Linked DNA regions of Homo sapiens: region 1 is linked to region 2. Evidence: read pairs that join two places in POLR2A ChIA-PET (ENCODE). Cell type or tissue: PC-3. All regions are shown on one strand. Links, peaks and the distances in the headings refer to the core of each region. The heading gives the core; the rest is flanking DNA. Region 1 overlaps NRBF2 (nuclear receptor binding factor 2). Region 2 overlaps LOC107984238 (a long non-coding RNA gene).

Region 1 (4,392 bases), core at 225-4,224, 550 kb after region 2:
TAGTATGGATATTTATGTAGCTCCATAATTAAACTTCAAACTCTGTGATGACGGAATAAATTCTTAATTGAACACCAAAAAAATAAAAAGTTCTCAAACAGTGAGAGCAGGTCCTCATGGCTCTCCCAGCTCCCTTAAAACATCCCCATGTAGAGTCCAATCTCTAACCAGTCTGCCAATTTAGGAGTTAAATCTCATTATAGTTTCAGATTATTACTGAGCTCAACAAAAACACACCATCTCCTCTAGGTTATTTGGCACCAGAGCAATCAAATTTCGTATTTTAAGTACATTTCCTACTATGTTCTTATCAGACACACAGCAAACTCGTTATAGAGCTCGACTGCCAACGTTCAAATCTCAGTTTGACCACATATGAGACACATAAGCCCGGCTTTCCCAATTATCTGCCTCAGTTTTCTCATCTCTAAAATGAAAGTTATTGTCTGCTTATGTAAATTTGATGGCACCAAAAACAAAAGAGTTTGTGAAAATTAAACTAGTTGAAACATCACAGTGCTTAGAATGGTGCCTGGTACTGGTACATACTCGATATAGCCCTCGTTAAGTACTACAAAAGACAATAGAAGTGATGGAAGTACCTGCCATCAAGAAGTTGACAATATAGTTGGGTCTAGACTGAATTGCATTTTAAAAAAATTTTCATCTTAATTACTTTTGAGACAGGGTTTTGCTCTGTTGCCCAGGCTGGAGTGGAGTGGTGCAATCATAGCTCACTGCAGCCTCAATATCCTGGGCTCCAGCAATCCTGCCACCTCAGCCTCCTGAGTAGCTGGAAATACAGTCACACGGCACCACATCCAGCTAACTTTTATTTTTTGTAGAGGTGGGGTCTTGATATCTTGCCCAGGCTGGTCTCAAACTCCTGGGCTCAAGCAATCTTCCTCCCTCACTCACCCAAAGTGCTGGAATTATAGGCATGAGCCACCATGCCCAGCTAAATTGCATTTTTTATAAACTGAAGATTTTACAGAAAACCTATCTTGGTGGTGCTTCTCATTTTTAAAACAACTTTTACAGTTTACACATATTAAAACTAGTCTCTCTTTAAATACTGTTCTTGGTAGAATCACAGCCATTAAAAGCACTAGGCTGAGGCCAGGAGCGGAGGCTCACGTCTATAATCCCAGCACTTTGGGAGGCCGAGGCAGGCAGATCACGAGGTCAGGAGTTTGAGACCAGCCTGGCCAACATAGTGAAACTTCATGTCTACAAAAAATACAAAAATTAGCCAGACATGGTGGCGCCCACCTGTAGTCCCAGCTACTCGGGAGGCTGAGGCAGGAGAATCGCTTGAACCTGGGAGGCAGAGGTTGTGGTGAGCCGAGATTGCGCCACTGCACTCCAGCCTGGGTGACAGAGTGAGACTCCATCTCAAAAAAAAAAAAAGTAATAGGCTGGGCACGGAGGTTCATGCCTATAATCCCAGCGCTCTGTGAGGCCGAGGTGGGAGGGCTGCTTGAGACCAGCATAGGCAACATAGTGAGACCCCATCTCTACAAAAAATAGAAAAATTAGCTGGGTGTAGTGGTGCACACCTGTAGTCCCAGCTACAGGAGGGACTGGTAGGAGGATCAGAAGCTCAGGAGGTTGAGGCTACGGTGAGCCGTGATTACGCCACTGCACTCTAGTCTGTGGGACAGAGGAAGATACTGTCTCAAAAAGAAAAGGGTAGTAAGTCCATAAACATGTTTCTCTGGTAATTCAAAGAAATTCACAATAAAGCAGTCCCACCTCTGTGTACTTCCTAGGCAATCCATATGATTCTGTGGGACTTCCCACATTCTTTTTTAATTGCTTGATGGGTTACGTTAGATTGAGGTCTACAGCTGTGGTTGCCCATCATTTCTGACAGATGATTCGTTTTGTAAACAGCTGACATAAACTTATGGTATTGATAACTATAGTATAGAACTATATTTTCTCTTCCTTATGATTTCCTTGCTGTTTTTTTTGAGATGGGGTCTCATTCTGTCACCCAGAGGCTGGAATGCAGTGGCATGATAACGGCTCACTGCAGCCACAACCTCCTGGGCTCAAGTGATCCTCCTATCTCAGCCTCTCAAGTAGCTGGAACCACAGACATGTGCCACCATGCTCAGCTATTTTTTTTTTTCTTTTGGTAGAGACCGGTTTTCACTATGTTGCCTAGGCTGGTCTTGAACTCCCGGGCTCAAGCAGTCCACCTGCCTCGGCCTCTCAAAGTGCTAGGATTACAGGTGTGAGCTACCATACCAGGCCCACATTGTTGTATTACCTTGTCGTCTGGATACCTAAAGAATCCCTTCTCCAGATTTTCAAACTTAGGAGCAGACAATATGAAGAAAGTCTAATTAATGTGACATTCAGAGGCTAGCCAGGTGGAAATATAGGTCTGCAGAAAGGAGGAGTGAAGCAGACAAGCCTGAAAAGGCAAAAAAAGAGAGGGAGAGTCTGATTAAGTCGGACTGACAGGCTCTATACGGTCATAAACCAAGCTACATTATACCCCTGCCCTTCCTGCACCTTTCTTTGGAGTCCAGTAAATTATCTCTTTTGGCTTAAGCTAATTTCAAGTGGGTTTTCATCAACTACAACCAACAAAAATCCTAACTACAACAACTAGGTTACTAAGTGACTGCCATCACTGACAAGTACCTTTTACTTCCACATGCTAACTGCTTCAAAAATACATGTTCAATACTACCCTCTTTCCCAAAAGAAAACAGTATTACTTTCTATTATTTTTTTCTGTGTCCTTGGGGAAAGCTGTTAAGTAAAGATGAAAAGAAAAGGAACACCAGGCCAGGCGTGGTGGCTCACGCCTGTAATCCAGGCACTTTGGTTTGGGAGGCCAAGGTGGGCAGATCACGAGGGCAAGAGTTCGAGACCAGCCAGACCAACGTGGAGAAACCCCATCTACGCTAAAAATACAAAAATTAGCCAGGCATGATGGCACGCGCCTGTGGTCCCAGCTACAAGGAAGGCTGAGGCAGGAGAATCGCTTGAACCCCGGAGGCGGAGGTTGTGGTGAGCTGAGATTACGCCATTGCACTCCAGCCTGGGCAACAGAGTGATACTCTGTCTCAAAACGAAAAAGAAAAAAAGAAAAGGAACACCATATGAACACAGCACTGAAAAGGCAGCAGAGGAAAATCTAACATACACCTGACCTTATGGTAGGGTCTTCAGTTGAAAGAGAAACCTCACTCACTCCCCCTTTCCCAATCAATGTGCGTCTCCTACAAACAAGTAGCAAACAGTTATCTCAAATCAATAAGCACTGAATTGACTAAGTAATATAACGCAATTATACTGAAGATAAGCGCTCAAGTGTTGGAGAATTCCAGGAAAGACTTTTTTTTTTTTTTTGAGACAGAGTCTCGCTCTGTCGCCCAGGCTGGAGTGCAGTGGTGCGATCTTGGCTCACTGCAAGCTCTGCCTCCCGGGTTCAGGCCATTCTCCTGCCTCAGCCTCCCGAGTACCTGGGACTACAGGCGCCCGCCACTGCACCTGGCTAATTTTTTGTATTTTTAGTAGAGACGGGGTTTCACCGTGTTAGCTAGAATGGTCTCGATCTCCTGACCTCGTGATCTGCCCGCCTTGGCCTCCCAATTTTTTTTTTTTTTTTTGCGACAAGGTCTCGCTCAGTCGCTCAGGCTGCAGTGCAGTGGCGTGAGCTTGGCTTACCACTATCTTCACCTCCCAGGTTCAAGCGATTCTCCTGTCTCAGCTTCCCAAGTAGCTGGGATTATAGGCATGTGCCACCACACCTGGCTAATTTTTGTTTTGTTTTGTTTTTTGATACGGAGTTTCACTCTGTCACCCAGGCTGGAGTGCAAGGGCGTGACCTTGGCTCACTGCAACCTCCACCTCCTGGATTCAAGCGATTCTCCTGCCTCAGCCTCCCAAGTAGCTGGGATTACAGGCACCCACCACCACACCTGGCTAATTTTTGTTTTTAGTACAGACAGGGTTTCATCTTGTTGGCCAGGCTGGTCTCGGTGACCTACCCACCTCAGTCTCCCAAAGTGCTGGGATTACAGGCATGAGCCACTGTGCCCAGCCCAATCTTGCCTTCATATCCTACTATCACCACTTACCCTGCATTTCAAAGTCTTCATCTTTAAAATAGGGGGAATATCTCATATTTAGCTATTAAGAGGAAAAGATAAAAAATATACATAACGTGCCCGATGCCAATCCTACCACTTAGCAATAATTGCTGGATATCTCTTAGTACTCTCTACCTCCTTTTTCCAGAGTGCTTTCATTATGCCTAGCTCAGCTTGTGACAAAGAAATTTTCCTTGGAATTTTTCAGGGCAACAAAGAAGGGGTTCAAATTGCCTCTTTTTACCTTGAAGATTTTAAAGCCAATATAATTAAAATG
Region 2 (4,392 bases), core at 131-4,130:
TGTGAGACTCATTCACTACCATGATAACAGCACAAGAAAGACTCACCCCCAAAATTCAATCACCTCCCACTGGGTTCCTCCCATGACATGTGGGAATTGTGGGAGTTACAATTCAAGATGAGATTTGGGTGGGGACAGAGTCAAACCATATTATTCCATCCCTGGCCCCTCCCAAATCTCATATCCTTACATTTCAAAACTAATCATGCCTTCCCCACAGTCCCCCAAAGTCTTAACTCATTTCAGCATTAACTCAAGAGTCCACAGTCCAATGTCTCATCTGAGACAAGGCAAGTCCCTTCCGCCTATGAGTCTGTAAAATCAAAAGCAAGTTAGTTACTTCCTAGATACAATGGGGGTACAGGCATTGGGTAAATACAGCTATTCCAACTGGGAGAAATTGGCCAAAACAAAAAGGCTACAGGGCCCACGCAAGTCCAAAATCCGGCGGGGCAGTCAAATCTTAAAGCTCCAAAATGATCTCCCTTGACTCCATGTCTCACATCCAGGTCATGCTGATGCAAGAGGTGGGTTCCCATGGCCTTGTGCAGCTCTGCCCTTGTGGCTTTGCAGAGTACAGCCTCCCTCCCGGCTGCTTTCATGGGTTGGCACTGAGTGTCTGTGGCTTTTCCAGACACATGGTGCAAGCTGTCAGTGGATCTACTATTCTAGGGTCTGGAGGACAGTGGTCCTCTTCTTACAGCTCCACTAGGCAGTGCCCCAGGAGGGACTCTGTGTTGGCTCCAACCCCACATTTCTCTTCTGCACTGCCCTAGCAGAGGTTCTCCATGAGGGCCCTGCCTCTTCAGCAAACTTCTTCCTGGACATCGAGGTGTTTCCACACATCCTCTGAAATCTAGGCAGAGGTTCCCAAACCCTAATTCTTGACTTCTGTGCACTGGCAGGCCCAACATCATGTGGAAGCTGCCAAGGCTTGAGGCTTGCACCCTCTGAAGCCATGGCTTGAGCTCTACATTGGCCCCTTTCAGCCATGGCTGGAGTGGCTGGGATGCAGAGCACCAAGTCCCTAGGCTGCATACAGCATGGGGACTCTGGGCCTGGCCCACAAAATAACTTTTTCCTCCTAGGCCTCTGGGCCTGTGATGGGAGGGGCTGTCATGAAGACCTCTGACATAGCCTGGATACATTTTCCCCATTGTCTTGGGGATTAACATTCACCTCCTCATTACTTATGCAAATTTCTGCAGCTGGCTTAAATATTGCCTCAGAAAATGGGATTTTCTTTTCTATTGAATTGTCTGGCTGCAAATTTTCTGAACTTTTATGTTCTGCTTCCCTTATAAAACTGAATGCCTTTAACAGCACCCAAGTCATATCTTGAATGCTTTGCTGCTTAGAAATTTCTTCCACTAGATACCCTAAATCATCTCTCTCAAGTTCAAAGTTCTGTAGATCTCTAGGGCAGGGGCAAAATGCCACCAGTCTCTCTGCTAAAACATAACAAGAGGCACCTTTGCTCCAGTTCCCGACAAGTTCCTCATCTCCATCTGAGTCACTTCAGCCTGGACTTTATTGTCCTTATCACTATCAGCATTTTGGGCAAGCCATTCAACAAGTCTCTAAGAAGTTCCAAACTTTCCCACACTTTCCTATCTTCTTCTGAGCCCTCCAAACTGTTGCAACCTCTGCCTGTTACCCAGTTCCAAAGTTGCTTCCACATTTTCAGGTATCTTTTCAGTCTCTAAACATCAAGGCAAAAATCTCACAACCAAAGAAGAAAAATAATTAAGTTGTAGTCACAGAAAAAGTTGCTTAAAACTCAATCCCTTCCTTGTAATGAGATTTATGATTATCAGATAAAATATTAAATCCACCCTATATAGTAATATAATTTAAATGCTTAGATTTGGGCTATGGAAGTAGAGAATTGATAAAGAATATGAAAAAAGTTCGGCTCTTGCCATCTCTTTATTTATGGAGTAAATAACTACTTGAAATTCTCTGGAACATTTTGTTCATATCATCAGATTTACACCACCCTTTTTACCCCTGTATGAAATTTCATTCCTAAACCACTAATTGTAGGGTTGGCTTTATTTGAAGTTTTAGGAGTAGCTCTCTGTGTGTGTGTGTGTGTGCGTGTGTGTGTGTGTGTAAGAGAGAGGGAGAGAGAGATAGAAAGAGAGGGAGAGAGAGAGAGAAAGAGAGAGAGGGAGAGAGAGATTGAGTTTATATTGTGTGTGGCCAAAGAAGGAATTATTTACTTCTTTAAAAGAAATATCAATAATGTGCAGCCAAGACAACAGCCAAAGGAAGAGGAAGCCCAGTCCTGGCCAGAGAAAGTAAAGCCAAAAATAATCTGGCTGGAGGAAGGAAAGACTACAGAAATGATGAAGCTAGTGAGTGTTCAATGCTGAGAACATTTAACCTTTCATTATTATCACATGTGGATTTCCTGTAAGCTCTTCAAGACTCAAATGTGACCCATGTTCACACATATGAATTGAGGAACTGGTTCTAACACATATGTTCTAATTGCTTCCTTAAATTTATGTCTCTTTATTTTATCAGTAATTTTTATTTTATTTTTATTCTTATTTTTTTTTGAGATGGAGTCTCGCTCTGTCGCCCAGGCTGGAGTGCAGTGGTGCAATCTCCACTCGCTGCAACCTCCACCTCCTGGGTTCAAGCGATTCTCATGCCTCAGCCTCCCAAGTAGCTGGGATTACAGGCATATGCCACCACAGCCTGGCTAATTTTTGTATTTTTAGTAGAGACGGGGTTTCACCATGTTTACCAGGTTGGTCTTGAACTCCTGGCCTCAAGCAATCTGCCCACCTCAGCCTCCCAAAGTGCTGGGATTACAGGCGTGAGCCACTGTGCCCAGCCATTTTATCAGTAATGTTGAAGTGATATGAAATCTGCCTCCTCTTATTGTATCAATTTTTAAAAATTGTTTTATACTTGATATATTTCTTGGTTTATATTTCATACTATTCTCAGTCTACATTTTTCATTTTGACTCAATACAAAATCATAGCCATTTTTTTTTTTGAGACAGGTTCTCGCTCTGTCACCCAGGCTGAAGTACAGTGTCACAATCACAGCTCACTGCAGCCTCGATCTCCCAGGCTCAAGAGATCCTCCTACCTCAGCCTCCCAAGTAGCTGGGACTACAGGCACTCGTGCCACCACACCTGGCTAATTTTTGTATTTTTTGTAGAGACAGTTTGGACACATTGCCCAGACTGGTCTTGAACTCCTGGATTCAAGTGATTCGCCTGCCTCAACCTCCCAAAGTGCTTTGATTACAGGCATACACCACCACGCCTGGCCCATGGTCATTCTTGAGTGATCAAGCAACTTTGAAATTTTAACCTCGGGCCAGGTGCAGTGGCTCACACCTGTAATTCCAGCACTTTGGGAGGCCCAGGCAGGCGGATCATGAGGTCAAGAGATCGAGACCATCCTGGCCAACATGGTGAAACCCTGTTTCTACTAAAAATACAAAAATTAGCTGGGCATGGTGGCACATGCCTGTAGTCCCAGCTACTCAGGAGGCTGAGGCAGGAGAATTGCTTGAACCTGGGAGGTGGAGGTTTCAGTGAGCCGAGATTGCCCCACTGCACTCCAGCCTGGTGACAGAGTGAGACTCAGTCGAAAGAAAGAAAGGAAGGAAGGAAGGAAGGAAGGAAGGAAGGAAGGAAGGAAGGAAGGAAGGAAAAAGAAAGAAAGAAAGAAATTTTAACCTCAAGTGCACAGGATGGAATTAATCATATCTTTTATTTTATGGCACCCTATATTTATTGGTTCATGCAAGGTCCTTCTTTTCATCACCATCCCCTTTCTTCCTTTATCTCCAGCCCCAACTGTAGCACTTGATGTCTTTGATATATGTATTTAAATAACCAGTTATCCTTGTGAAGTGCATACTGTTACTTTGTGTTAAAATGCATGTTCTAAATTTATGTTAATGACATTGTACCATAGAACCAATTGTTCCTATTTCTTTCACTATATCATATGTTTTTAAGATCTGTCTACTTTGCAATATGTGCATCCAGTTTGGTGCTTCTAATAGTTGAATGACACCCCATGGTAACCATCCAACACAAATTACCTAGCCATTCTCCTGGTATGGTTCACTAGGCTACTTCCACCACCAGCACCCCTACCACCGCTATGAATAATACTGGGATAAACATTCCCATATATTAGTCCTCTGTAAAAATAAAATAAAATAAAATAAAAGTCACGGACTGTTTCAGAGTCCTAGGTGTAACACTTTCATTTCATAGCCAAAGATCCTACATTGCAAGGAGTTAAGAATTTTGTAGCTTGCAGCCAAAGGAGAAAAATCATCAAATTTCAGGACATAACTAATAGGGACAGGACCAGGACTAGTTTTCTCCACTCTGAGCATACTCTGGA

The links. Peaks named below come from ENCODE experiments on the same cell type or tissue, not always from the same donor. Only the 100,000 strongest peaks of a DNase experiment are listed, where the experiment ranks them.
Region 1: POLR2A ChIA-PET joins it to region 2 with 5 read pairs; 2 of 35 experiments call an interaction of 5 or more read pairs at or near these places.

The regions. Positions count from the first base shown.
Region 1 is chr10:63,137,724-63,142,115 of GRCh38, reverse strand. All of the region lies in intron 1 of NRBF2 (nuclear receptor binding factor 2), which reads right to left. Among named protein-coding and RNA genes, the nearest start is that of NRBF2, 6.6 kb to the right of the region's middle. In PC-3, for the core only: no CTCF peak of the experiment used is centred there; a DNase peak (open chromatin) is centred at 1,835.
Region 2 is chr10:63,690,374-63,694,765 of GRCh38, reverse strand. All of the region lies in intron 2 of LOC107984238 (a long non-coding RNA gene), which reads left to right. Among named protein-coding and RNA genes, the nearest start is that of REEP3, 170 kb to the right of the region's middle. In PC-3, for the core only: no CTCF peak of the experiment used is centred there; no DNase peak of the experiment used is centred there.